Linked DNA regions of Homo sapiens: all the other regions are linked to region 1. Evidence: read pairs that join two places in POLR2A ChIA-PET (ENCODE). Cell type or tissue: CD4-positive, alpha-beta T cell. All regions are shown on one strand. Links, peaks and the distances in the headings refer to the core of each region. The heading gives the core; the rest is flanking DNA.

The links. ChIA-PET counts read pairs that join two places held together with the same protein. Peaks named below come from ENCODE experiments on the same cell type or tissue, not always from the same donor. Only the 100,000 strongest peaks of a DNase experiment are listed, where the experiment ranks them.
Region 2: POLR2A ChIA-PET joins it to region 1 with 28 read pairs; 13 of 35 experiments call an interaction of 5 or more read pairs at or near these places.
Region 3: POLR2A ChIA-PET joins it to region 1 with 11 read pairs; 21 of 35 experiments call an interaction of 5 or more read pairs at or near these places.
Region 4: POLR2A ChIA-PET joins it to region 1 with 54 read pairs; 17 of 35 experiments call an interaction of 5 or more read pairs at or near these places.

The regions. Positions count from the first base shown.
Region 1 is chr1:12,206,432-12,213,253 of GRCh38, forward strand. It overlaps TNFRSF1B (TNF receptor superfamily member 1B), which reads left to right. Exons shown (of 10, transcript NM_001066.3): 10 at 309-2,789. The coding sequence ends at 589. Among named protein-coding and RNA genes, the nearest start is that of MIR4632, 18 kb to the left of the region's middle. RefSeq lists an enhancer at 559-1,059 and a silencer at 4,048-4,127. In CD4-positive, alpha-beta T cell, for the core only: CTCF peaks have their summits at 2,608 (motif pointing left) and 2,811; DNase peaks (open chromatin) are centred at 2,600, 3,000 and 4,310; H3K27ac peaks cover 1,767 bases.
Region 2 is chr1:12,147,842-12,154,977 of GRCh38, forward strand. No RefSeq gene overlaps it. Among named protein-coding and RNA genes, the nearest start is that of MIR7846, 16 kb to the right of the region's middle. RefSeq lists an enhancer at 581-710. In CD4-positive, alpha-beta T cell, for the core only: no CTCF peak of the experiment used is centred there; DNase peaks (open chromatin) are centred at 2,830, 3,130, 4,520 and 5,570; H3K4me3 peaks cover 1,181 bases; H3K27ac peaks cover 4,914 bases.
Region 3 is chr1:12,129,851-12,136,986 of GRCh38, forward strand. TNFRSF8 (TNF receptor superfamily member 8) reads left to right here. Exons shown (of 15, transcript NM_001243.5): 13 at 5,738-5,763. Among named protein-coding and RNA genes, the nearest start is that of MIR7846, 34 kb to the right of the region's middle. In CD4-positive, alpha-beta T cell, for the core only: no CTCF peak of the experiment used is centred there; DNase peaks (open chromatin) are centred at 2,452 and 3,311; H3K4me3 peaks cover 416 bases; H3K27ac peaks cover 2,288 bases.
Region 4 is chr1:12,122,288-12,129,423 of GRCh38, forward strand. TNFRSF8 (TNF receptor superfamily member 8) reads left to right here. Exons shown (of 15, transcript NM_001243.5): 9 at 997-1,090; 10 at 1,428-1,540; 11 at 3,664-3,765; 12 at 3,896-3,949. Among named protein-coding and RNA genes, the nearest start is that of MIR7846, 41 kb to the right of the region's middle. In CD4-positive, alpha-beta T cell, for the core only: a CTCF peak has its summit at 2,688 (motif pointing right); DNase peaks (open chromatin) are centred at 2,694 and 3,642.

The sequences.
Region 1 (6,822 bases), core at 1-5,000:
CTCAAGCGATCCTACAAACTTGGCCTCCCAAGTAGACATCTGTTTTATATAATTGGCTCCTCCCATCTCTGGGGTGATTGGGGCTGGGTAGGTAGTGATGCTATTCTTATTCGGCAGAGGGGAAAATGAGGCACATGCAGGTTAAGTGACTTGCTCAAGGTCACACAGCAGAGCTGGGCTAGAATCTTGGTCTCGGCTCCTGGCCCAGTGCTCTTTCCCATGTGTCTGAATCTGCATCTTGGGCAGGGGTCCCTGGGCCCCACTCCTGGACCCCCGGACTGACCCCCACCCCATCTTGTGCTTAGCAGATTCTTCCCCTGGTGGCCATGGGACCCAGGTCAATGTCACCTGCATCGTGAACGTCTGTAGCAGCTCTGACCACAGCTCACAGTGCTCCTCCCAAGCCAGCTCCACAATGGGAGACACAGATTCCAGCCCCTCGGAGTCCCCGAAGGACGAGCAGGTCCCCTTCTCCAAGGAGGAATGTGCCTTTCGGTCACAGCTGGAGACGCCAGAGACCCTGCTGGGGAGCACCGAAGAGAAGCCCCTGCCCCTTGGAGTGCCTGATGCTGGGATGAAGCCCAGTTAACCAGGCCGGTGTGGGCTGTGTCGTAGCCAAGGTGGGCTGAGCCCTGGCAGGATGACCCTGCGAAGGGGCCCTGGTCCTTCCAGGCCCCCACCACTAGGACTCTGAGGCTCTTTCTGGGCCAAGTTCCTCTAGTGCCCTCCACAGCCGCAGCCTCCCTCTGACCTGCAGGCCAAGAGCAGAGGCAGCGAGTTGTGGAAAGCCTCTGCTGCCATGGCGTGTCCCTCTCGGAAGGCTGGCTGGGCATGGACGTTCGGGGCATGCTGGGGCAAGTCCCTGACTCTCTGTGACCTGCCCCGCCCAGCTGCACCTGCCAGCCTGGCTTCTGGAGCCCTTGGGTTTTTTGTTTGTTTGTTTGTTTGTTTGTTTGTTTCTCCCCCTGGGCTCTGCCCCAGCTCTGGCTTCCAGAAAACCCCAGCATCCTTTTCTGCAGAGGGGCTTTCTGGAGAGGAGGGATGCTGCCTGAGTCACCCATGAAGACAGGACAGTGCTTCAGCCTGAGGCTGAGACTGCGGGATGGTCCTGGGGCTCTGTGCAGGGAGGAGGTGGCAGCCCTGTAGGGAACGGGGTCCTTCAAGTTAGCTCAGGAGGCTTGGAAAGCATCACCTCAGGCCAGGTGCAGTGGCTCACGCCTATGATCCCAGCACTTTGGGAGGCTGAGGCGGGTGGATCACCTGAGGTTAGGAGTTCGAGACCAGCCTGGCCAACATGGTAAAACCCCATCTCTACTAAAAATACAGAAATTAGCCGGGCGTGGTGGCGGGCACCTATAGTCCCAGCTACTCAGAAGCCTGAGGCTGGGAAATCGTTTGAACCCGGGAAGCGGAGGTTGCAGGGAGCCGAGATCACGCCACTGCACTCCAGCCTGGGCGACAGAGCGAGAGTCTGTCTCAAAAGAAAAAAAAAAGCACCGCCTCCAAATGCCAACTTGTCCTTTTGTACCATGGTGTGAAAGTCAGATGCCCAGAGGGCCCAGGCAGGCCACCATATTCAGTGCTGTGGCCTGGGCAAGATAACGCACTTCTAACTAGAAATCTGCCAATTTTTTAAAAAAGTAAGTACCACTCAGGCCAACAAGCCAACGACAAAGCCAAACTCTGCCAGCCACATCCAACCCCCCACCTGCCATTTGCACCCTCCGCCTTCACTCCGGTGTGCCTGCAGCCCCGCGCCTCCTTCCTTGCTGTCCTAGGCCACACCATCTCCTTTCAGGGAATTTCAGGAACTAGAGATGACTGAGTCCTCGTAGCCATCTCTCTACTCCTACCTCAGCCTAGACCCTCCTCCTCCCCCAGAGGGGTGGGTTCCTCTTCCCCACTCCCCACCTTCAATTCCTGGGCCCCAAACGGGCTGCCCTGCCACTTTGGTACATGGCCAGTGTGATCCCAAGTGCCAGTCTTGTGTCTGCGTCTGTGTTGCGTGTCGTGGGTGTGTGTAGCCAAGGTCGGTAAGTTGAATGGCCTGCCTTGAAGCCACTGAAGCTGGGATTCCTCCCCATTAGAGTCAGCCTTCCCCCTCCCAGGGCCAGGGCCCTGCAGAGGGGAAACCAGTGTAGCCTTGCCCGGATTCTGGGAGGAAGCAGGTTGAGGGGCTCCTGGAAAGGCTCAGTCTCAGGAGCATGGGGATAAAGGAGAAGGCATGAAATTGTCTAGCAGAGCAGGGGCAGGGTGATAAATTGTTGATAAATTCCACTGGACTTGAGCTTGGCAGCTGAACTATTGGAGGGTGGGAGAGCCCAGCCATTACCATGGAGACAAGAAGGGTTTTCCACCCTGGAATCAAGATGTCAGACTGGCTGGCTGCAGTGACGTGCACCTGTACTCAGGAGGCTGAGGGGAGGATCACTGGAGCCCAGGAGTTTGAGGCTGCAGCGAGCTATGATCGCGCCACTACACTCCAGCCTGAGCAACAGAGTGAGACCCTGTCTCTTAAAGAAAAAAAAAGTCAGACTGCTGGGACTGGCCAGGTTTCTGCCCACATTGGACCCACATGAGGACATGATGGAGCGCACCTGCCCCCTGGTGGACAGTCCTGGGAGAACCTCAGGCTTCCTTGGCATCACAGGGCAGAGCCGGGAAGCGATGAATTTGGAGACTCTGTGGGGCCTTGGTTCCCTTGTGTGTGTGTGTTGATCCCAAGACAATGAAAGTTTGCACTGTATGCTGGACGGCATTCCTGCTTATCAATAAACCTGTTTGTTTTACACGTCGACCCCTGGCTCTGCCTGGGGTCTGGGCTTGGGTTTGTCCATGCTCCTACTTGTCTGCCACCCCTGTGTAAGGGGAGATGGCGTCACGGTCCCTGGAGTCTGGCTGGCCCCTGTTGTGACTGGACCACAGAGGGACCCCTGTTACAGCCGCCCCCTCAAGCCTGTGAACCATAAGAGAACTTCCTGCTCGGGACCACACAGCTGGCTGGGTTCCAAGTGTGCCCTGGTCTCATGCCTTCATCCTCCAGGTCTCCTGGGCCTGCTCTCAGGACCGGGATGGGGTCTCTGCAGATCCCTAGCAGCCTAGGCAGCCAGGCTCTGCCCTCCTGGGGACCCCACTCGGGGAGAGTGGTTGCCCCTGGGATACTCAGACCAGTACAGGGTTTTGGGGGCCCAGAGGACATCCCTGGGCCCAGGTAGGAGGTTAGAACAGGGTTCTGGAGATGACCTCTGACCTCCTCCTGAGGGATGAGCAGCAGTTTTCCAGAACAAAGGATTGCAGGGAACTGTCAGGCAAAAGGAGTTCTGAGTTTAAAGGCCTTAGCCTGGCCAGCATGGTGAAACCCCATCTCTACCAAAAATACAAAAAATTAGCTGGGCATGACGGTATGCACCTATAATCCCAGCTAGTCAGGAGGCCGAGGCACGAGAATTGCTTGAATCAAGGCAACAGAGGTTGCAGTGAGCTGAGATCGGGCCACTGCACTCCAGCCTGGGTGACAGAGTAAGAGTCTGTCTCCAAATAAAATAAATAAATAAAATCAATTAATTAGAAGAAAGCCTTGGAGGGGAGAGAGACCTTGGCCTGTGTATTGGTTCCACTGACCCCCTGGGTCACCATCGTCACTCCAGCTCCTGTGACTCCCTCAGTGGGACCATTTTCATTCTTGGTGATTATAGGATCTGTGATTGATGGAACGCCCCGCCTCCTGGCTTCTCGCCCTCCTCTCCTCCATGGTCCTGTCCTCCAGCCTGTCTCAGTCACTCAACCCTTGACCAAGGCTCCCCACACTTATTCCATAAAGAGCCAGGGAGCAAATTTATTTTAATTTTTTGAGACAAGGTCTCACTCTGTTACCCAAGCTGAAATGTGATCGTGGCTCACTGCAGCCCTGACCTCCAGTCGCAGCCTCTTGAGCAGCTAGGACTACAGGCATGGACCACTATGCCGAGCTAAATTTTAAATTTTTTTATTTTTATTTTTTGGGTTTCCCTGTGTTGCCCAGGCTGGTCTCGAACTCCTGGGCTCAAGTGATCCACCGGCCTGGGCCTCCTGAACTGCTGGGATTACAGGTGTGAGCCATTGCGCCTGACCAGAATCAATATTTTACACTTGGCAGGCCTTACAGTTTCTGCAACAACCACTCACCTGTGCTGTTGAAGTGTGAAAACAGCTGTGCACAGGACATGAAAGAATGGGCAGGAGGCGGATGTGGCCTTCGGGGTGTGCCCATGCCAGTGCCTTAGAGCCTGGCATTACTGATAACTGCACGCTAATCTCAATTTCAAGCATCCCACTTCCCCCCACCCCTACTTCCTCCTGTCTTTCTCCCTCAGTGGCACCTGCAGCTGTTGGTTACGTTTTCTCCCTTGTACGCACCCACGGCACTTTCTCCTGGTTTGTTGTTCTCTCTCTGGTTGAACCCAGCTCTCTGCCTGTGCCACACCTGCACGTCTGCACCTGGCTGGGGCAGGATGATGGCCTTCCACCATGCTGGCTGGTCGCGTTTTCATTTCATGATCATTAGACTTGGCTGGGCACAGTGGCTTATGCCTGTAATCCCAGCACTTTGGGAGGCTGAGGTGGGCAGACTGCTTGAGCTCAGGAGTTCAAGACCAGCCTGGGGCAACATGGTGAAACCTCATCTCCACAGAAAAATACAGAAACTAGCTGGGTGCGGTGGCACGTACCTGGAATCCCAGCTACCCATGAGGTTGAAGTGGGAGGATTGCTTGAGCCCAGGAGGCGGAGGTTGTTGTGAGCTGAGATCTTGCCACTGCACTCCAGCCTGGGGGATGGAAAAAAAGAATAAATTCTATGGGGGTCCTTGGTGCTGCCCAGCAGTGACAACAGGTCCCCTCCCCGATATATTAGTTCCTGTTGTTGCTATAACAAACCACACAAACTCAGTGGCTTAAAACAATACAATTTCATTCTCCTACAGCTCTGGGAGCCAGAAGTATAAAAGCAAGGTGTTGCCAGGCCTGCTAGGCTCAAATGGGGAATTTGTTCTTGGAGGCTTTAGGGGAGAATCTGATTCCTTGCCTTCAGCTTCCAGCGGTACCTGCATTCCTTGACTTATGGCCCCTTCGTCCATCTTCAGAGATAGCAACGGAATCTCTTCAGAAGTCAGATCTCCCTTTGCCTCCCAAGTGTAGGGACACCTGTAATTACAACGGACCACCCAGAAAATCCAGGACACTCTCCTCGTCTTAGCATCTTGGCCAGGTTTCAGGAATTCAGACATCAATGTCTTTGCAGGGGCAAAGACAACCATTGGTTATGCAGCCTACCAGCTCCTATTCACTCAGTCTCCCACTCTTTCTATTTATCTTTTAATTTTATTTATTTATTTATTTATTTTTTGAGATGGAGTCTCGCTCTGTCACCCAGGCTGGAGTGCAGTGGTGCGATCTCGGCTCACTGCAAGCTCTGCCTCCCGGGTTCAAGCGATTCTCCTGCCTCAGCCTCCCGAGTAGCTGGGATTATAGGTGACACCACCACGCCCAGCTAATTTTTGTATTTTTGGTAGAGAAGGGGTTTCGCCATGTTGGCCAGGCTGGTCTTAAACTCCTGACAGGTGATGCACCCACCTCAGCCTCCCAGAGTGTTGGGATTACAGGTGTGAGCCACTGCGCCTGGCCTATTTTATCTTTTAAATAAAAGGATTAATTGAGGTTTTTGTTTGAGACTGAGTACCACTCTGTGACCCAGGCTGGAGGGCAGTAGCGCAATCACAGCTCAATGCAGCCTGAAACTCCTGGGCTCAAGTGATCCTCCCACCTTGGCTTCCCAAAGTGCTGGGATTATAGGGATGAGCCACCACACCTTACCCCACTCTTCTAGATGGACTATTTCATGTGTTCTCCTTTATCCCCAAGCCTCTGTCCTCACCCCACCCTTACCTTCAGTTGGTTACCTTGCTGTCTATTTCACCGAGAAAATAAAACACAAGAGAATGCTTCATGCTTGCCCCACCACATCTGCCCTCTCACCCTGCATCTGTGCCCACAACCCTGGCCTTTGCCGTGACTGGGTCTGAGGACAGCGCCTCCCCTGCACGGGATCTTAGCATCTCTCCTGGCTCAAGGACATTGCTTCAGTGAGTCTCCTGTCTCTTTCCTTCAGCATCAATTTCTCTGGCTCCTGGATCTTTCCTGTTTGCATATAGACACCCTGAGGTTCCTCCCATTTGTGAAACAACCTCACACCCATTAGGACAACTACTATCAAAAACCCAGAAATTAGTAAGTGTTGGTGAAAATGTGGAGAGATGGAAAACCTTGTGCGTCGCTGAGGAGAGTGCACAGTGGTCCAACTGCTATGGGATACAGTGTGACAGCGACTCAAAACATGGAACATAGAATTACCATCTGATCCAGCAACTCCGCTTCTGGGTGTGTACCCTAAAGAACTGAAAACAGAGTCTCAAACAGATATTTGTACAGCAGTGCTCCCTGTTCATAATAGCCAAAAGGTGGAAACAACCTAGGTGTCCAAAAGGTGGAATGGATAAACAAAATGTGATCTACAGGCTGGGTGCAGTGGCTCACACCTGTAATCCCAGCACTTTGCAGGGCTGAGGCAGGTGGATCACCTGAGGTCAGGAGTTCGAGACCAACCTGGCCAACATGGTGAAACCCCATCTCTACTAAAAATACAAAAATGAGCCTGGCGTGGTGACACACGCCTGTAGTCCCAGCTACTCAGGAGGCTGAGACAGGAGAATCACTTGAACCCAGGAGGCGGAGGTTGCAGTGAGCCGAGGTCGCGCCACTGCACTCCAGCCTGGGTGACAGAGTGAGA
Region 2 (7,136 bases), core at 750-5,749, 58 kb before region 1:
AATACAAAAAGTAGCCAGGCATGGTGGCATATGCCTGTGATCCCAGCTACTTGGGAGGCTAAGGTGGGAGAATTGCTTGAACCTGGGAGGCGGAGGTTGCAGTGAGCCGAGATCGTGCCACTGCACTCCAGCCTGGGTGACAGAACGAGACTCTGTCTTCAAAAAAAAAAAGAAAAGGAACTATAAGGCTGAGAGGGACTGTGGAAGTCCAGTCTGGGCACGTATGCCATGTTCAGTAAATGACAGCCATCAAGAGCAGCATCTTAAGAGCTGAGAGTTCGCCTAGGCCGCATTCTTTGTACATCTGGGCTTCCTAATAGAACCCTGGACAGTAGATAGGCTGGGTGGCAGCACTCCCTTTTACAAACTGAGGCTCGGGGAGTGGGGGGGAGCGAAGCAACTGGCCCACTGCCACACAGCTGGGAAGTCCCAGAGCTGGAGTTCAACCCCCAACTTTGTGATTCTAAATCCCTCCCCATGCCCAGGTGGCCTGGCTGCCTCTGTGGTCAGGGGTTGTGTTCATATCGTGGTCATCCCCTGGCACTATGCCTTCTAGATAAGTTTCCTTTCATCTTCAAGTCACCACAACTGAGAGATAGAATAGAGGCTGATTTTATTCCTCCCTTTATGGGAAGGCAGGGACAGTTGCAAGAGGCAGGGTAACCTGCCCAAGGTCAAACTCCAGGCTGGGTGTGGCTTTCTGACTGCTCTGACCGGACAGGAAGGACACAGAGCTAACCCAGCCAGGGCCTCCTTCCTTGACACAGCTTTCCTCAAAGGTGTGTGTGATTTTTTTTTTCTTTCTTTCTTTCTTTCTTTTTTTTTTTTTTTTTTGAGACAGGGTCTTCCTCTGTCACCCAGGCTGGAATGCAGTGGCACAAATACAGCTCACTGTAGCCTCAACTTCCTGGGCTCACGTGATCCTCCTGCTTCAGCCTCCCGAGTAGCTGGGATCACAGGCACGTGCCACCATGACTGGCTAATTTTTTTTTTTCTTTCTTTGTAGAGACAGGTCTCTCTATGTTGCCCAGGCTGGTCTTGAATTCCTGGGCTCAAGCAATCTTCCTACCTTGGCTTCCCAAAGTACTGGATTACAGGCGTGTGATTCTGAGGTCCAGGGAGACTCGGGGCTGGGTTGAGTCCAGGGAATCTCTGGGGGAGAACTGCCTGAGAGTGGAATTGCCCTTTCCATCCCCAGTAACACCTCATATCCTGCTCACTGCCCCACCTGAGGCTCCCTGAAGGAAGACGATCAAGAACAAGCCTCCCATTTTACAGATGGGAAAACTGAGCCCCATAGAGGCAAAGCAGTTTTCCCAGGGTCCCAGCTTGGTGCTGTGTGATGGAGATAGCTCTAACTGTAGCTGTCAGTTGGGGCTGGGGTAGGGGAAAGTCACTGTCTAGTCCAAGGGAGCAGTAAAGATGACATGCTGATTTTCATTCTTCCTTTAAAGAAAAAATTGATGTTAAAAGTAACTGTGGTGAGAGGGTTGGGTTCTTACTTACAAGGCAGCTTTGCAAGAGTAAACAGAGTAGACAAAAATATCCCATCAGCTGGGCTTCTGCAGCTTCACAAGCTACTGATCCGTGCAGTCAGAGGGCCCCAGGTTCAGAAGGGCCCTGGGCTTGGTTTAATGCTCTGCTGTCGCCATCTTGAAAGTGATGAATAATTTTTGGCAAGGGGCCCTGTGTTTTCATTTTTCATGGAGTTCTACAAATTATGTAGCTGATCTTGCATGGGGGCAGGGAAATCGTTAATTCAGAATTCACTTAATGCCAAAGCATTTTACCTCCATTGTCATGTGACCTCAGAGGGACCTTATAGATGAGCACACATGTCCCCATTTTTAAGAAGTGTTAAATGACCAGTAACTGATGTAACTGTTCCAGTCATCTCTTGCTACATAACAAATCACCTCAAAACTTAATAGCTTAAAACAATGGTCATTAATTTTGCTCACAAATCTGCAATGTGGCCTGGACTTAGCAGGGGAGGTGCATCTCGGCTCACATAGTACCAGCGGGGGTGATGAGATGAGCTGGAGAATCCACCTCCAAGAGGGCTGGCAAATTGGTACTGGCTGTCAGTTTCTCTCTGTGGAGCTTCTTGGGCTTCCTCACAGCATGGCTGCTGGGTTCCTGGAGCCAACAACTCCGGGGGCAGGAAGTAGAAACTGCCAGCGTCATAAAATTTGACCCCGGAAACTGGCACTGCATCCCCTTTGCTGCATTCCAGGTAGTCACAGAGCCCAGACTCAAGGGGAGGGGACACAGATCCCACCCCTCATTAGGAGGAGTGTCAAAGAATCTCGAGATCTTATGTGTCAGCAGGAGCACTTCACATACTGTCTCATTTTAGCCTCTCGGTAATTTTGCCATTATTGTCCTTGGAGTTGGCTCAAGGAAGCTACATAACCTGGTGGAATCCCAAGTTCCTCTGGCTGGAATTTGGATCCAAGCTGGTCTGTCTCCAGAGTGTGAGCTCTGGACTGAGCAGCTGACCTGTGCATTCAGGGACCCATACAGTCAGAATGTGGCAGGACTGGAAAGCAAGCTCACATCTGTCTGATTAGAGAACATCTGAGCTTGGTACCCATACAAACTAGGCCCTATCTAGTTTTTAGATAGGGAAATCAAGGCTCTGAGAGGTCTTGCCAGGCCTCTCCTGAGGAAGAGGGCAGGGTCTGGGACCTTCCAGGGCAGGATGGGGCCCCCAACTTGGGTTGCACAGAACCATGTCAGGAAGTCACATAGAGTTGTGGGTAGATTATGCAAGTACAGGCTGTCAGGAGGGATGTTGTTTTTCACTGCAATTACACTTCACTCAGGAAATACAGCTTCTGCACGTACTGAGGGAGGGTTCCTCACCCTGTGCAGAAGACCTCCTGGTGAATACCGGGGCACTCGCTGGGTGACCCTGGGTCCTCTGGGCCAAGTTCATGCATCGAAAGTTCCCTGAGAAGCTCTTTGTGCCCATCTGGGTTGGGCTTTGACAATAGAGTTGAAGAGGCTTTATTCCTGCCATGCATGGAGTCACAGGTTAGTAAGAAAGATGATAAGAGCTGTACTTGAGGCTTTCGTGTGCTCTCACTTAAACCTCACAGTGCACTAGGAAGTAGTTATTACATTACCCCTATGTTACAGATGAGGAAACCAACACGCAGAGTGGCTAAGCCAGTTCCCCAGGGTCACACAGCTGCTAAGTGGCGCAGCTAGGCTTTGAACCCAGGCCACCTGGCTGGAGTCTGCGTCCTCACACACTTGGCCATGCTGCTCCATTGTGGCTCAGGCCGAGGTCACCACTGTGCTGAGGCCCCAGCCCTGAGTCCCAGACCCTGTAGAACACTGTGCAGGCATCCATGGGGCTCAGTGAATGCACAGGGAATGGAATTTGCTCTTGGTTTTTATCCCACCTTTCCTTTCCAAAGCCCAGCTGTGGCCAGGCCTCTCCCTCACAGAACCTTCTATGACTCCCTAGTGCCTACATGCCAATGTCTGCCAATCCAGCTTTGCTGCTACCTCCACAGCTCCCATATCTAAACCTCTCCTGAGACCCGACTGTTTCCGCTCAGTCACCAAATACAGAGGGCATATCCTCATCATGAAATCTCTGCTCAGCGCTCCAACCCCTGAATTTCCAACCTCATCTTTCTCCTCCTCCTCCAAAAACCCTTCCAGGACACCCAGGCCCAGGACCTCCAAGCTCCCACAGCACTGACTGTGAAGGGGGACTGGAGGCCAAGTTCTAGAAGTCTTGCAAAAAATATCTCTGAAGAAATGCATTCATTCATTCATACAGCCACTCATTTAGTCACTCAAGCAACAGATCTGTATGTAACACCTACTATGTGTTGGGCACTGTGCTTGGCGCTGGGGAACACAGTGAAGTGGGGCAGTGGCGGGGATATACAGTACTGCTCTCAGGGAGTCACAGTCCAACTGGGAGACCAACCTAGAGTCTGGTCATGGCCTAGAGCATGATATTTGCTTTGATGGAGAGCAGCTTGGGGTTCATGACCCTAGTGGATGGCACCTAGCCCAGATGGAGGCAGGTCTCTGCTTTCCCCTCTGTAGAATGGGTTTAATAAGAGCACCTACCCCAAAGAGATGTTGTAAGGATTAATTTCATCCATTAATTTGTTCAATAAATATTTGTCAAGCTCAAACTCCGTGCTGGGGTGCTGGGGACACACAGCCCTGCCCTCTGCAGAGTGACAAGAAAGAGTATTTGGGATAACATTGGCTGGTGGTAATTGCTGTAAAGAAAAAAAGAAAGTGGTGTGTAGGCCCTCAGTGTGGTGAGGTGTGTAGCCAGGGCTTGGGGATGTAGCACCTGCTGTACAAAGGTCTGGGAGAATGTAGCGATTCAGGGTGTGCAGGGGGAAGTGAGTAGTTATGATCATGAGTCTGTGGTAGACATCGCCCCATCCTTGCATTTGCATCTCTAGGTTTCTACAGAAGAAAGGGGGCAAGGTGATGGAGAGAATTTCATGGGCGGAAATTGTTCTACAGGAGCTGGGGAGGTAGGCTGGCAGGGCTGAGCCGGCTACTTGGTGGGAGGTTGCAACAGCCTCAGGACGGGTGGAGGACTGCAGGGGAACTGGAGCCCAAGGGGGTTTCCTTCCAGGGTGAAGGGGAAAAGCAAGGCTGGGCACTTTGGGAACTTCTCAGGGAAACCCTCTCCTGTACCCTAGGGGACCTGGGCTCCATTCTGGAAAGGCAGAATACATGACCTCCATCACGTTTTGGGTCTGCACTCATTAAGCACTTACTAGATGCCAGGCACTGTAGAGTCTCCATCTCAGATCCTTACAGCACCCCTGTAAAGCAGAGGCTATTTATCCCCATTCTACAGATGAAGAAATGGAGGCTCAGGGAGGTAAAGTGATTTGTCCAAGGTCATGGTTGCGTACCAGTCAATGGCCTGAACAGAGACTTGAACCCAGGTCTAGGTGATGGCAAAGTTGATGCTATTTCTCCTTTTGATATACCCCAACTGTCTAAAGCAGCCCTTTTTTTTGCTAGGCTTCTTGGTGTTTGAAAATTTACCACTCATTCCTAGGAGCTAAAGGTTCCTGGGTTCCTCCTTGGGGCACATGTCTAGGAGCAGGATCTCGATCTGGTGGCAGAGGGGCAGCAGCTGCTCCGTCTGGCATACAGTAGGTGCTCAGTAAGTCTGCGGGGCAGGCAGGACAAGCCTGGGTTGGAAGGAGGTCCAGTTTCTTGGGAGTGAGAGCCTCAAGACCAACTTCACCTGAAGGACAAATGAGAGGTGGCCGAATCACTGCCAGCTACTTCAAGAAGCCCCTAGGACACTCCAGCCAAGGTGCCTTGGTCCCTTTTCTAAGTCGCCTGCCCACCCTGCCCAAGCTCCTGCGGGGAGTGTGCCCACTGTGACTCATCCACGCCCAGCCCTGCCCAGCTCTCACTGGGGCAGCAGTAGGCACACATACTCGTAAAAGTCTGAATAAGTGAAGACTGGGAAATTGCACCAGGGAAAAACTACTTATTTCTTCCTCTTTTGAATTGGGGAGGGGAAATGTTGCGGGGGAAATGAGGTCAGTGACGTGGTGAGCATTTCATGCTCCTTACTGATGAGCAGAGGGCCGGTATCACGTGCTGCCTTCCTAGGGAGGGCTGGGTAGTGCGTCAAGGAAATGGGCCCAGAGCTGTGTCTCGTCCAGTCTAGCAGGAAACTGCCCATCTCACTGTGTCACTCCCTTCTCTGTCCTTGCTCTAAGCCTCTACCCTGACTGCCCTTGCTCTGAGCTGAAATCTCACTAATGAGAAAAAAATGTGCTGGTTTATGCCTCTGTGGGCTGGCTGGGCTGGTAGGTCCCAGGGGGCAGCATGGCCTGGAGGAAACCGAGTGCACGGGGCAAGGATGATGTGCACGAGTGGTATGTGACTCCCAGGGCTCACAGCCTCATGCAGCCCCTCCCTCTGAGAGTATAGATGGGGAAACTGAGGCCTGAGAAGGCGAGAGATGTGCCTGAGGTCACACAGAGAATCCGTGGCCCTCAGCACAAGCACCCAGTTTGCTGGTACTTTAAAGATAAAAATAAACAAACTTTATAAATGGAAAAGATGAATAAAAGAAGAAACGAAGTATAAGGAATATGATAAATATAATAAAAATTACACACAATCTTGGCGAGGCACAGTGGCTCATGCTAGTAATCCTAACACTTTGGGAGGCCCAGATGGGCAGATCATTTAAGGTCAGGAGTTCAAGACCAGCCTGGCCAACATGGTGAAACCCCATCTCTACTAAAAATACAAAAATTAGTTGGGCATGGTGGTGCGCGCCTGTGGTCCCAGCTACTTGGGAGGCTGAGGCACGAGAATCACTTGAACCCAGCAGGCGGAGTTTGCAGCAAGCTGAGATCACGCCACTGCACTCCAGCCTGGGTGATGCAGCCAGACCAAGACCTTGTAACAACAACAACAAAAGTAAAACAATCAGTATTCCTTAAAAAAAAAAAAAATTGCACACAATCCCATCATCCATGAAACTCCTTTAAACATTTTGGTTTCTTCCCTCCTTTCTGAGTAGTTTTTTAAAATTATCTTCAATCATTTATTTATTTATTGTATTTTCTTTCTTTCTTTTTTTCTTTTTTGAGACGGAGTCTCGCTCTGTCATCCAGGCTGGAGTGCAGTGGCGTGATCTCGGCTCACTGCAAGCTCCGCCTCCCGGGTTCACGCCATTCTCCTGCCTCAGCCTGCTGAGTAGCTGGGACTACAGGCGCCCGCCACCATGCCCGGTTAATTTTTTTTTTTTTTTTTGTATATTTAGTAGAGATGGGGTTTCACCGTGTTAGCCAGGATGGTCTCGATCTCCTGCCCTCATGATCCACCCACCTCGGCCTCCCAAAGTGCTGGGATTACAGGCGTGAGCCACCTGCGCCCGGCCCTATTTATTGAATTTTCTAGAGATAGGGTCTTGATCTATTGCCCTAGAGCTGGGATCTAGATCCAGAGAACCAGCAATCTGAGAAAGCTGTTACCTCTCCAGCCTAAGATTTCATTTGAAAGCGTTTCATGGCTGGAAGTGTCTTTGAGAATCTTTGGTTTAGCTCATTCCAGTGCTTTTTCTCCAATGCCAGACCACCTGCAGCCAGGGCAAGAGAACC
Region 3 (7,136 bases), core at 1,315-6,314, 75 kb before region 1:
TTACTTGAGACTATGTCAATAGCCCATTCTTCAGCAGACCTTCATTTTCTCTATTTATTTGTTTATTTTTTTGAGACAGGGTCTGGCTCTGTCACCCAGGCTGGAGTGCAGTAGTGTGATCTCGGCTTACTGCAACCCCCGCCTCCTGGGTTCAAGCAATTCTCCTGCTTCAGCCTCCCAAGTGGCTGGGATTACAGGCGTGTGCCACACAATGCCTGGCTCATTTTTTGTATTTTCAGTAGAGACAGAGTTTCACCATGTTGGCCAGGCTGGTCTCGAACTCCTGGCCTCAAGTGGTCCTCCCGCCTCGGCCTCCCAAAGTTCAGGGATGACAGGCGTGAGCTGCCACCGCGCCCAGCCCAGAACTTAATTTTCTTCACTTACATATTTATATCTGTATGGATTCATGGGGCCCTGTTCTGTTCAATGGGTTGTAATCTCTTACCATCATTTTTTATTTTGGTGCTCAAATGGTCCCAGATGAGGTCAGGGAGAGCCCCTTTAAGCTGGCTCTTGTGTGCTTTGGTGTATCCTCATCCTGTGCTTTGAGCACGTCCCTTATTCTGAGATGTTCCCAGCTTAACTTGTGTGCTCCTGCCCCGGCCCTGGAATCAGCTGCCTCTCCAAGGAGCCCGGGGTTTGCATCTCGGGGTACCTGTTGCCAAAGCCTAGCTGAACCTCTGTGCCAAATTCCCCCCTTGGGCCTGTTCTGCTTCCCACAGCACTGGGGAATCACAGGCCAGAGAGGGGAGGGGACTAAAAGTGGAGAATAACAGGGATGGAAGGGACCGAGAGCTTTACATCGCATGTGAGAACGCACGTGCTCCGTGAGCGTGGGCTTCAGAGCAGCCTGTGACACCGTGCACTTGTGCAAGGGGGCCTGCTGCTGCCCAGCATGGTCCTGGACTTGTGTCCCTGGGGGTACCAGACAGGCTTACAAGAAGACAGTGGTTATTCCAAAAGGCAAGGAAACCAACAAATAAGACTAGCAGATAGAATCAACATTTTTAGGGGAAGAGCAGTTATGAAATCTGACCTCTGTACTTGGCAAGATTTGTTCTGGGTCTTTATCAAAATCCTCATGGGTTGTAACACGGCTCTTGTCAATGTCAGAGCCTTCCAGATTCCGCCTTTTTACCTCTGTGATTTTACACTTGTTTGGGAGAGTCGGTATTGAACTCTGACTTTCCATTCAGTGTGACGGAGTGCAGAGCCATGTTACTTACCATCCTGGGCTTTTCCTGAACCTGCTGTGTGCTCAACAGCATCCTGGACACCTTCTTTTTAAAATAGTTTAATTTTTAAAAATTCTAAGTAGGCCAGGTGTAGTGGCTCACACCTGTAATCCCAGCACTTTGGGAGGCCAAGGTGGGTGGATCACCTGAGGTCGAGAGTTCAAGACCAGCCTGGCCAACAAGACAAAACCCCATCTCTACTAAAAATAAAAAAATTAGCCAGGCATGGTGGCACACACCTGTAATCCCAGCTACTCGGGAGGCTGAGGCAGGAGAATTTCTTGAACCTGGGAGGTGGAGGTTGCAGTGAGCTGAGATTGCACCACTGCACTCCAGGCTGAGCAACAGAGCGAGCCTCCGTCTCAAAACAAACAAACAAACAAACAAAAAAACATTCTAAGTGGCCTTCATTTTTAAGTTTTTTGTTTTTTGTTTTTTGTTTTGGAGACAGGGTGTCACTCTGGAGTGCCATGGTACAATCATGGCTCACTGCAGCCTTGACCTCCTGGGTTCAAGTGATCCCTCAGCCTCCCCAGTAGCTGGGACTACAGATACACACCACCACGCCCAGCTAACTTTTCTATTTTTTGTAGAGACCAGGTCTCCCTTTGTTGTGCAGGCTGGTCTCTAACTCCTGAGCTCAAGTGATCTGCCCACCTCGGCCTCCCAAAGTGCTTGGATTATAGGCGAGAGCCACTGTGCCCAGCTAGTCCTCATTTTTTTTTTGAGGCAGAGTCTCGCTCTGTTGCCCAGGTTGGAGTGCAATGGCGCAATCTCAGCTCACTGCAACCTCTGCTTCCCGGGTTCCAGCAATTCTCCTGCCTCAGCCTCCCGAGTAGCTGGGATTATAGGCGCGCGCCACCATGCCCAGCTAATTTTTGTATTTTTAGTAGAGATGGGGTTTCACCAGGTTGGCCAGGCTGGTCTGGAACTCCTGGCATCGTGATTTGCCCACCTCAGCCTCCCAAAATACTGGGATTACAGGCATGAGCCACCACGCCCAGTCTCATTTTTAAAAATAGTTTTAGATGTACAGAAAATTGGAGAAGACAGCACAGGAGTTCCCACATGCCCCACACCCAGTTTCCTCTGTGATTAGCATCTTAAGCCAGCATCGTTCATTTGTCAAAATATGTGAACCATTATTGACACAGGATTACAAACGAAAGCCCACACTGTGTTCAGGGTTCCCTTGCATTGCCTAAGGTTCCAGGATCCCATCCAGGAGCCACGTCACATTCAGTCATCATGTCGCCTTAGGCTACTCTGGCCTGTGGCCGTTTCTCAGATCTTGTTTCTCAAGACCAGTTTCCCTGATGGCCTTGGCAGTTTTTGAGTATTGATCAGGTGTTTTGCGGGACGCCTGTCTCCTGGGATCTGTCTGATGTCTTCCCCATGATTAGACTGGAGTTATGCATTGGGGGAAGAAGACCACAGAGGTGAAACGTCATGCTCATCACATCAAATCTTGGCTGGGCGCAGTAGCTCATGCCTGTAATCCCAGCACTTTGGGAGGCCAAGCCTGGCAGATCACCTGAGGTCAGGAGTTTGAGACCAGCCTGGCCAACATGGTGAAACCCTGTCTCTACCGAAAATACAAAAATTAGCCGGGTGTCATGACACGCACCTGTAGTCCCAGCTACTTGGGAGGCTGAGGCAGGAGGATCGCTTAAACCCCAGAGGCAGAGGTTGCATTGAGCTGAGAACGTGCCACTACACTCCAGCCTCGGTGACAGAGCGAGACTCCATCTCAAAAAAAAAAAAAAAAAAAAAAAAATCAACCTGATTTACCACTGGGCACCTTCACTTTTGATATCTCTTTTAATCTTCTCAACAAGCCCCAAAGTTGATGTGATTCATCCCATTTTCCAGCTGGGAGGACAGAGGCTCGGAGAAGGGAAGTAATATTGTGCTGAGTTTCACCGCCAAGGAGGCCCCTGCTCCAGGGTGGCTAAGCGGCCTCATTGTTTTTGACATTTGGCTGGTTTTCAATTTGAGGGTTATTATAAACCCGCTGCTGTGCTCGGCCTTTTTGTTTTCTTTCGGGTTATTTCCTGAGGGTGTGTTCCCTCAAGAGGGATGACTGGGTAAAGAGTGTGAGGTTTTTGTTGCCAGATGGCTCTTTAGAAAAATGGAACCAGCCTGCAGGGTATGGGCAGCTCTGCGATCCCGTTCACCCACTTCCCCTTCAAGGCCGAGTTGTGTCATTTTTATTTATTTTGTTTTGTTACTTTGTCACACTTTTTTTTTTTTATTCTGTTGGCCACCCCCAGTGACTTGGTACCAAAGAACAGTTGGCTGCTTGTAAAACTCAAAATCACTCTGGAGGGACCATGATTTAGTTTCACTGACGTCATTGAAAAGAATGTGCCTCGGCCGGGTGCCGTGGCTCACGCCTGTAATCCCAGCACTTTGGGAGGCCGAGGCGGGTGGATCACGAGGTCAAGAGATCGAGACCAGCCTGGCCAACATGGTGAAACCCCGTCTCTACTAAAAATACAAAAATTAGCTGAGCATGGTGGTGCGTGCCTGTAATCCCAGCTACTCGGGAGGCTGAGGCAGGAGAATCGCTTGAACCCAGGAGGCGGAGGTTGCAGTGAGCCGAGATCGCGCTGCTGCACTTCACCCTGGCGACAGAGTTAGACTCCATCTCAAAAAAAAAAAAAAAAAAAAAAAATTACCCCTGGCCGGGCAAGGTGGCTCATGCCTGTAATCCCAGCACTTCGAGAGGCCGAGGCGGGCAGATCACCTGAGGTCAGGAGTTGGAGACCAACCTGGCCAACATGGTGAAACCTTGTTTCTACTAAAAATACAAAAATTAGCCGGGCGTGGTGGCACATGTCGGTAATCCCAGCTACTTGTGAGAATTGCTTAAACCTGTGAGGCAGAGGTTGCAGTGAGCCAAGATCGTGCCACTGCACTCCAGCCTGGGTGACAGAGTGAGACTCTGTCTCAAAAAAAGAAAAAATTACCCCTAAGAGTGTTTCCCAAACTCACCTAGTGTCCACACAGCGTGTTCAAATGGTCAGTCTTGCGTATACTTTATCCTACTTGTTGACTGAGCACTGGTGAGCATATCTGTGAGGACTCAGGGCTGGTGGCTCTCCAGAGCTGCTGAAGTCAGAGATGTGTGCAGGAGGCGGCGTGGCTGACATACGGGCATCTTGGTGGCAGATTTGTCTAGCCAGGGATGTGTGCCTGACAACAGCATATTCCAGATCTCCGTAGGTAGCGTTCTCAGGAGTGGTTAAAAGCTGGGCATCCCTGGAGGATGGTCTGCTCTGGGAACTGACTTGCTCCAGGATGAGTTAGATGCCCGGATGCCCTCTCACCTTTCTCAGATGGCCAGTGAGCCAAGGTTAAATGTTAAATGTCAATATGTGCTTGGGCGTGACCTGGCCCCTGTTTAATATGGGAGAACAATGGGAGTGGAGGGTAGAGGTTTGAGATGAGAAGATAGAGGTTGTGCGTTGAGAATCATTGTATCAGCACCTCCTGAGCCTACAAAAGGATGGGATTGAAGGAAATGAGATGGCCCGAGAGCAGTTGTCCTCCTCGAAGGCTGCCACCTGGGTGCTTTCAGGCACAAGAAAGAGAAAATCGAAGTCCAGCTGGAGTCAGAAGGGCTCCACAGCAGACTGGCTTCGGGCGTGTCCCAGGCAGGGTCCAGGTGGCATCTGCAGGATCCATCATCCTGTCTCCATGACCTGCCTTGAGGTCCTCCATGTGGGTTTTGCCTGGTATTCCAGAGAATTCGGGGCTCTCCACACCCTGGAGACAGTAAGGTGGGCGCAGCAGCCACAGACGAGCCTCTGACCCAGTGGAAGCCTCCTGGGCTCTGGTTGGGCCTGTGCTTCTCGTGAACCAATCCTTGCATGTGCGCGGGGGTGGGGGTTGGGAGAGTGGTTCAGTGTGTTCATTGGTTTAGTCATTAGGAATGAGAGTGGCAGCCAGGTGTGGTGGCTCACGCCTGTAATCCCAGCACTTTGCAAGGCCAAGGCGGGCAGGTCAGGAGGTCAGGAGTTTGAGACCGGCCTGGCCAACGTGGTGAAACCCCGTCTCTACTGAAAATACAAAAAAATTAGCTGGGGTTGGTGGCACGAGCCTATAATCCCAGCTATTCGGGAGGCTGAGGCATGAGAATCACTTGAACCCAGGAGGCGGAGGTTACATTGAGCCGAGATCATGCCACTGCACTCTAGCCTGGGTGACAGAGTGAGACTCCATCTCAAAAAAAAAAAAAAAAAAGGAATGAGAGTGGCCAGGGGATAGAGGTGGTCCCCTGTCCTCCATCTGCCACTGGAGAAGTGAGCCTCCTTGCCTTGAGCTGGGGTGGGCACTGACTCTGAAACCCATCGAGGGCTCTCCAGACTGAGGACCTGACCCCTGGGCTGAGTTCAGCACCACCTGTGATCCAGGAGGACCATTTGCCAATAGTTGGGGCGGGTGGGGCCGGGGGCTGCCAGACTCCTTGGTGAAGTTGCTGCTCTTGCTTTTTGCAGATTCCAGACCCAGGAGGAGCTCAACGGTAAGTACCCCTCCCTTGCCCCCACCTCAGCTTCGTGCCCCTAAATCTGACTCCTTCCCTAACAGATCTGAAGTTTTGAGAGCTGCTGGGGGAAGGGAGAGGGAGGGGACGGACTGGCCATTCCCCTCCCACAGTGCCCAGGGTGCAGGCCCGTCCTGCAAGTTCAGGCTGAGTCTGACCCACCACAGGGACCTCTGTGCACAGAGGCCTCGCCTGGGGCCTCAGCCAGGCCTTGGCTAAGGATGGAGAGCCCCACCCTCATAGCAGCCTCCAGCTCCTGGCTCAGCCTGCCGGGAATTTCCAGAAGGGCCTGCACACAGTGGATTTGGTTTGGGCCACTTTTGGGTACCAGGTCTGGTCAGGAGGAAGACTGTGTTCATTTTCCCCTTTTCTTTACTCTTCCATGAATCTCATCCTCCAAGCTGGATGACAGAGCAGGTGGCTATGGTCCATTCCTTTTTTTTTTTTTCCCCATCTGTCAGTTCTTCCATTACTTTCTTTTAATTCAAGCATTCATACATTAAGAAGGGTTTCTATCCTTTCATTTTTCAATATAATATACACAACCATAATGCTAGTTCAGTTTCAAATTATGGGGGATCACATTCGAATATGCTTGGATGTGACAAGTGGCTGTTACAATACTGAGAAATTTCATGAAAGAGGTATTCAACAATTTGTAAGGTAATCAAATATGTTTTTGCTGCATAGGCCAATGCATTAATAGTAACTTGTTTTAAAATGCAGTCTTTTGGCCGGATATGATGGCTCACACTTAAAATCCCAGCATTTTGGGAGGCTGAGGCAGGCGGATCACCTGAGGTCAGGAGTTCGAGACCAGCCTTGCCAACATAGTGAAACCCCGTCTCTACTAAAACTACAAAAAGTATCCAGGTGTAGTGGCACACGCCTGTAGTCCCAGCTACTCAGGAGGCTGAGGCAGGAGAATCGCTTGAGCCTGGGGGACAGAGGTTGCAGGGAGCCGAGATTGCACCACTGCTCTCCCAGCCCGGGTAACAGAGTGAGACTCCATCTGAAAAAAAAAAAAAAAAAAGGCAGTCTTTTAGCCTTCATATTATTATGAAAGAGTATTCAAGAGTATGTATTAAGGTTGGTGCCATTTGCCATTAAAAGTAATGGCAAACCTGGTTTAACCCTTCTGATAGGTAGTTGTGGATGTTGGGGTTGAGAACAGAATAATCTTTGTCTGGAGTGACACCACACTCTAGAATTTCCACTTTGAAAAATACTCAGTTCTTTTTTTTTTTTTTTTTTTTTTTTTAATTTTTTTAGTATTTATTGATCATTCTTGGGTGTTTCTCAGAGAGGGGGATTTGGCAGGGTCATAGGACAATAGTGGAGGGAAGGTCAGC
Region 4 (7,136 bases), core at 641-5,640, 84 kb before region 1:
CCCAAAGTGCTGGGATTACAGGCGGGAGCCACCCTACCCTGCCAGGGGATACTTTCTTGTATATAAATGTTGCCTTAGGCTGGGCATGGTGGCTCACGCCTACGATCCCAGCACTTTGGGAGGCTGAGGTGGGCGGATCACTTGAGGTCAGGAGTTCGAGACCAGCCTGGTCAACATGGTGAAACCCTGTTTCTACTAAAAATACAAAAATTAGCTGGGCATGTTGGCAGGCACCTGTAATCCCAGCTACTCAGGAGGCTGAGGCAGGAGAATCACTTGAATCCGGGAGGCAGAAGTTGCAATGAGCTGAGATCGTGCCACTGCACTCCAGTCTGGGCAGCAGAGGAAGACTCAATCTCAAAAAATTAAACATAAATAAATAAATAATTCCTTAATAAAGTTGATTTAAAAGAAAAAAACTTTAAAAATTGAGGCTGTATTTAAACATTAGGCGATTTCAGTTTTCTCTTAAAAGCAAAAGGTCTAGCGTCACTGTTTCACCTTCCTGGGTGACCACAGCTGTTAGAGACAAGTAGCAACTTCTCCACTTTGTTTTATTTATTTTGAGTCTTTCTCTGTCGCCCAGGCTGGAGTGCAGTGGCATGATCTCAGCTCACTGCAGCCTCCACCTCCCGGGTTCAAACGATTCTCCTGCCTCAGCCTCCTGAGTAGCTAGGATTACAGGTGTGTGCCATCACACCTGGCTAATTTTTGTGTTTTTAGTAGAGATGGGGTTTCACCGTGTTGGTCAGGCTGGTCTCGAACTCCTGACCTCAAGTGGTCCTCCTGCCTCAGCCTCCCAAAATGCTGTGATTACAGGTGTGAGCCAATGTGCCTGGCCAGCTTTTCCACTTTGATCTTTTGAAACACAAATCTGACTGTCTTAGCTCCCACGGTGTTGCCTCGCTGGAAGCCACCAGTCCCTGCTGGTTAACTCTTTCCTGGAGACACCAGCCTCCTTGGCGCTGGTTCTCAGATGTTACGTCCCCTCTGCAGATATGGCTGAGAAGGACACCACCTTTGAGGCGCCACCCCTGGGGACCCAGCCGGACTGCAACCCCACCCCAGAGAATGGCGAGGCGCCTGCCAGGTGACTCCCCCACCCCTTCTCTCTGTTTGGCTGCTGCAGGAGGGAGCTGTCCCTGCCATGCCCAGGGGATGCCTGGGAGGCAGCTGGGCTGGGGGTGGAGGTGGGGCCTGGGCTGCTCTTTTGTTAAATGTGTGCCCATCTCTTTGCTGACACCATTGGAAAGCCAGAAGGCCTTGAAACCCAGTCCCTGCCCTCAAAATGCCTGGCAGAGACTCGGGGCAGAGGATCTAGGGGCCCAGGCTCTGGTTGCGCAGTCTCCAGAGAAAGGGAATTATTCCTGAAGACCCACTTCCCTCTTCCCATCTTCATCACTCCTGCCTTGGGCTTCTCCCCGCAGCACCAGCCCCACTCAGAGCTTGCTGGTGGACTCCCAGGCCAGTAAGACGCTGCCCATCCCAACCAGCGCTCCCGTCGCTCTCTCCTCCACGGGGAAGCCCGTTCTGGATGCAGGTAATGGTCCCAGCCCACTCACCCCTACTCCCAGCAGGGGCTTCCTCCTGGGGAAGTGTGGATTGGGGGAGCCAGGAGGGAGCTTCTCCTTTGTGGGTATGGTCTGAGAAGGGGGATTAAGGTTGACCCCAGGTTTCTGGCTTCTTGAGTTGGTGCTGTGGCTCTGGCACTTGCTAGTGACTATTCTTTTCTTTTTGAAACAGTCTCACTCTGTTGCTCAGGCTGGAGGGCAGTGGCACCCATCTTGGCTCACTGCAACCTCCACCTCCCAGGTTCAAGAGATTCTCCTGTCTCAGCCTCCCGAGTAGCTGGGTTTACAGGCGCTTGCCACCACGCCTGGCTAAATTTTTTTTTAATTTTTAGTAGAGACGGGGTTTTGCCATGTTGTCCAGGTTGGTCTCAAACTCCTGACCTCAGGTGATCCACCTGCTTCAGCCTCCCAAAGTGCTAGGATTATAGGTGTGAACCACTGCGCCTGGCTGCTAGTGACTATTCTTTAATTCTTGTAGGCAGGAATTTTTTTCACAGCTTCATCCTCGTGGCTTATAATTGCTACTCAGAAAATAGGTCTTTGTTGATTGATTTCATGACTTTGACTAGTTGTTCGAGCCTTTGAGCCTCAGTTGTCTCATCTATACAATGGTAATGGCAGAGACCGTGCAGGGTTATAAGCAGTGTAGCATTGTAGACGGCCTCTGTCAGAGTTAGCTCTTAGGCTGGACGCGGTGGCTCACGCCTGTAATCCCAGCACTTTGGGAGGCCAAGGTGGGTGGATCACGAGGTCAGGAGTTTGAGACCAGCCTGGCCAACACGATGAAACCACATCTCTACTAAAAATACAAAAATTAGCCAGGCGTGGTGGCGCGCGCCTGTAATCCCAGCTACTCAGGAGGCTGAGGCAGGAGAATCGCTTGAACCCGGGAGGCGGAGGTTGCAAGGTTGCAGTGAGCCGAGATTGCACCGCTGCACTCCAGCCTGAGCAGCAGAATGAGAATCAGTCTCAAACAAAACAAAACAAAACAAAACAAAACAAAACAAAACAAAACAAAACAAACAAAACCCCCAAGAGTTAGCTCTTAGGGAAAGATGCCAGGTTACTCATTTTAGGACTTGCAGTTCTAGTGGCTGACACGAGGTGGCAGTAGTGCTCCGGCCAGAGTTTCTGAAAGTGCGGTCCCGTCTGGCAGCATTGGCACCGGCTGGGAACTTGTTAGGAAAGCAAATTATGGGCCCCATCCCAGACCTAGAGAATCAGAAACTGCACTTTAACAAGATCTCCAGGGCACTCATGTGCACATTAACGTTTGAGAAGCACTTAACTGGCATATACTACTTTTTAAACATCTAAACATGGACTTCAATAAAGTGCAATCACTAGCTCTATGATCTCTGTAAGTGACAAAAGGGAAAAACGAAGCGAGTTTAGTACCGAGGTGTGAAGAAGTAGATCTAGATAGGGGTTAAGAGCGTGGCCCTGCAGTCCCCCCGGCCTGGCCTGGCCTGGGCTGGGGCTCTGCCACTTACTCTCAGGGTGACCTTGGGCAACTTAACGAACTTTCGTGAGCCTCAGCTCCCCTCATTTTTAAACTGAAGGTAGTGACGGTGCCTAGGGCATAGGGTTGGGGATCATTCATTCAGGGAACGCTTGTGGGGTGTGTTTATGTGCAGTGGGGACTCCATGCCTGCCCTCATCAAGCAGGTCTAGAGGGTTGGCCGGGAGGGGACTGGGTTCAACCTCTTCCTTCCCCTCACTGCTTGGCCCTCCCCACCCTGACTCCGGCCACACCAGCAGTGCTGCCAGATGCCGGTCACACCGGGCCCTCGTCCACAGTCCCCAAATTTTGGTCTATTGGACCTCAATTCCTTTGTTCTGGCTCCTAGACGCCTCAATTTCTCACTCTCTAGACACAGTTTGCCCTTCTCTCAGCCTTCAATAGTTGATCAGCTTCCTGGAGCCAGGCGAGGGAGGGCTGGATGAGATAAGAGCCTTGGCTTGGAAAGGACCTGTTGTTGTTAGCCATGATGGAAGCTGTGTCCCAGGAGAAGGAGGAAGTCGTCTGGGGCTGGGGCTGTCTTGTGTGGTTGCAGCAAGGCAAAGAGTGTGGGGCGTCTCTGTGTTCCAGGGCCAGTGCTCTTCTGGGTGATCCTGGTGTTGGTTGTGGTGGTCGGCTCCAGCGCCTTCCTCCTGTGCCACCGGAGGGCCTGCAGGAAGCGAATTCGGCAGAGTAAGTGGCTGTGTCCTTGGGGCCTTGGGGAGGACAGGTTGCTCTCTGCCAGCCTGGCCTGGGTTCTTTCCCTGCCTGCTCCTGCTCTCTGAGGCCGCCACCCCCAGCCTTCCTCCTGGTGTCGTTTCAGAGCTCCACCTGTGCTACCCGGTCCAGACCTCCCAGCCCAAGCTAGAGCTTGTGGGTGAGTGTCCAGCCGTCCAAAGGGGCTGCCCGAGCCAGAGGAACACAGGGCAGCTCTGGGCCCGGGGCGTGGGCTCCAGAGACTGAACTTCTACCCCAGCCTCGAAGCTCCCTGTCTGTGGCTCCTGTCGCATTCTGTACATCTGTAGGGATGCAATGTGGGTGAAAACTCATGCGTGTGGAGAATGCAATGAGGTGAAGACTGTACTGGGTGTGACGACTGTGTGGCTTGCCCAGAGCAGCACCTGGATGGATGCTGGCATGAACGTTTAAAAGTCTATCTTGTCTGTCACTTTTTCCTCCAGTACCCCCAGGGGGCATTCCTGCCAGCCTTGCCTTCCTCTCTACATTCTACCCTCCCTTTCTCCCTCTCCCTCCTTCTCTTTCTCTTTCCCCTCTCTCCCCCTCTTCTACCACCTGGCAAGTCAGCCCAGGGGCAGGAGGGGAAAGGAGCACATGGGGCAAGAGGGACCCTGGTTCTGCCACTTACAAGCTGTGTGACCCTGGGTGAGTTACTGAATTGTCCTGTGTCTCAGTTTCCTCATCCGGAAAATGCAGATGGTAGAATCTACTTCAGAGGCTTGGCCTGTGGATTCGTCGAGGTCGGGCTGTTAAGCGCATCGTGGAGTACCTGCCTGCAATCGGTGGCTGCTGCCTATTGACAGGCTGGCCTGTGCCTGGGGCTTTTTCCTTCCTGGAAGCTTCAGGCCTTCCTGAGTCCTGGGTGCTTCTGACCCCCTCCCTGGTCCCTGCACTCTGATCCCTGCCCAGCCTCTGGGCCAGCTCTTCCAGGCAGCCCTTGGGAGCTGGAACCCTCCTCACCTGTCCAGGCAGGGTCGTCTATACAGCGTGTGTCTTCTAGCTCTCACCTGGGGCAGGGGGCTCCCAGCTATCTTGTGCCAAGCACCTTCTCTCTCCTGGGCAGCCCCTTCAAGGCAGGCCAGGGTCTTCCTCAGCACTGCATGGCATGGATTGGGTGCCTGCTCTGTGCTGGGCTCTGATGGGGGAATCGTCTGAGCCTTCGTTTCTGATTTGCAAGGTGGGCTCCCATACAGGCTTCCTGTACTCCCCCAGTGATGACCTTTGTTCTGCAAGGAGGAGGCAGGGCTCAGCAAGGTGGACGGCTGGCCCAGGGCCACACAGCCTGGCAGTGGCACAGCCAGCCTCAGGCACTGGTCCTAGGGGTTTTGGTTTGTAAAGGGCTCAGCCCTGTCCCCTCTTCCTTCCCCCTGCCAGCTCTGTCCACCATCGCAATGCCTACCCAAGAGCCACGTGCTCAGCCTAAGGCCAGGCCCTGGCCCGTCCCCTGATCTCCCCAGGACCCTTGCAGAGGCCCTTGCATAGGCTGACTGTTGACTTGGGCACAAAAACACAGTCCACTGAGGCATGTTTTGAATTTGACGAGTTTCACAAGCAAGCACTGTGGTCCCTGTGCAAGGGGGGTTTTTGTGTTTTGATAGTTTCAAGCCTGTTTCCATGACCTGTCAGGCTGAGTGTCTCATTGAAACCGGCGTTTGCTTTCTTGACATTTTTCTAGTATTAGAATTTCCATTGCCGTCAGTTTATTTTTTTTCTTCAAACCTCTGTGAGAGCAGTTTTGTTACAGAAGAAAAAAAGAAAGAAAGAAAGAAAACACCTTCCCCTAAGAAGCCAGGTCTACAAAGAACTGAGCCCTGAGACTCAATGGTGGACATCTTATCTCAGGTCGTTTTTGACCCTCTAGCTTCTGGTGGGACCTTGGGGTCTGGGTTCCGAGGCTCAAGATGGACAGAAAGTGAAGCCAAGACAGGCAAGCTCACAGAGCACCGGGTGAGAATGGACCGAGCTGGCCGGATGCCCCTTTCCCTCCTGAGCCGTGGGTGGTGAAGGAGGGAAGGAGCACTGGTTTATTGGCACTGGTTTATTGGTTCGTTCATTCATCTATTCACATGGTCTTCACGGAGCACTTCCTCCTTGCAGGCTCTGTGCCGGGCCCAGAAGCTGTTCTAGCTCCCTCCAAGCTTTTAGACTAATTCCGACTGCCCGCAGAGGCCAAAGGCAGACGGGAGGGGAGTGTGCGCCCCTTGGCCTCCCACATCCCAGACCTGGGGCAGAGGGTGCTCTTGGTTCCTTTGAGCAGTGAGCACATCAGGGATCTGTGGTCCGTGCAGGTGCGATGAGAGGCCCACCAACCAGCCCTCGAGTGGATCGACCTTCCCGTGTGTGTCCTCGGTGACAGGCATTTGCAAAGCACACACGTGATCTCATCCACTCCTCCGGTGGCCTGTGAGGTACTTACTGTTATCCCCGTTGCACAGATTAGCAGCCTAAGGCACAGGATGGTGAAGTAATTCGTTTAAGGCCACGTGCTGGGTGAGCCGTAGGACGGGGATTTTATCGTGGTTGTTGAGATGTTTGTAAAAAGATTTTTCACCCTTGGCACCATTGACATTTGGGAATGGATGGTTCTTTGCTGTGGAGCGCTATCCTATAGGACGTTGTACAGCCCCTCTAGATGCCAGTAACCTTCCCTACTTGGGACAACCAAAAATGTCTCTAGACATTGCCATGTGGCCCCTGGGGAAAACCTCCTGGTTGAGAACCACTGGTCTAAAATTCTTTTTTTTTTTTTTTTTTTGAGACAGAGTCTCGCTCTGTCACCCAGGCTGGAGTGCACTGGTGCCATCTGGGTTCACTGCAACCTCCGCCTCACGGGTTCAAGTGATTCTCCTGCCTCAGCCTCCTGAGTAGCTGGGATTACAGGCTCCTGCCACCATGCCTGGCTAATTTTGGTATTTTTAGTAGAGACGGGGTTTCACCGTGTTGGCCAGGCTGGTCTCAAACTCCTGACCTCATGATCCGCCTGCCTCGGCCTCCCAAAGTGCTGGGTTTGCAGGCATGAGCCACCATGCCTGGCCTTAAAATTCTTTTAATCCTTCATTTTTATGAGCACTTGAGTCATTTTCTATTATTCCAGGGAGATTTAGGTTGAAAGAAATTCTTTTTTTGTTTTGAAACAGTTTCAAACTTATAGAAATGGTATAAGTATGAAGAATTCATTTTGACCTGAACCATTTGAGAGTAACTGACTGACTGGATGTCTCTCACCCCGAAAACTTCAGTGTGTGTTTCAGACAGACAAGGGTGTATTTTACACGATGTGGTAAGGATCGTCAGAATTGGAATTCACACTGATACATGACCCACAA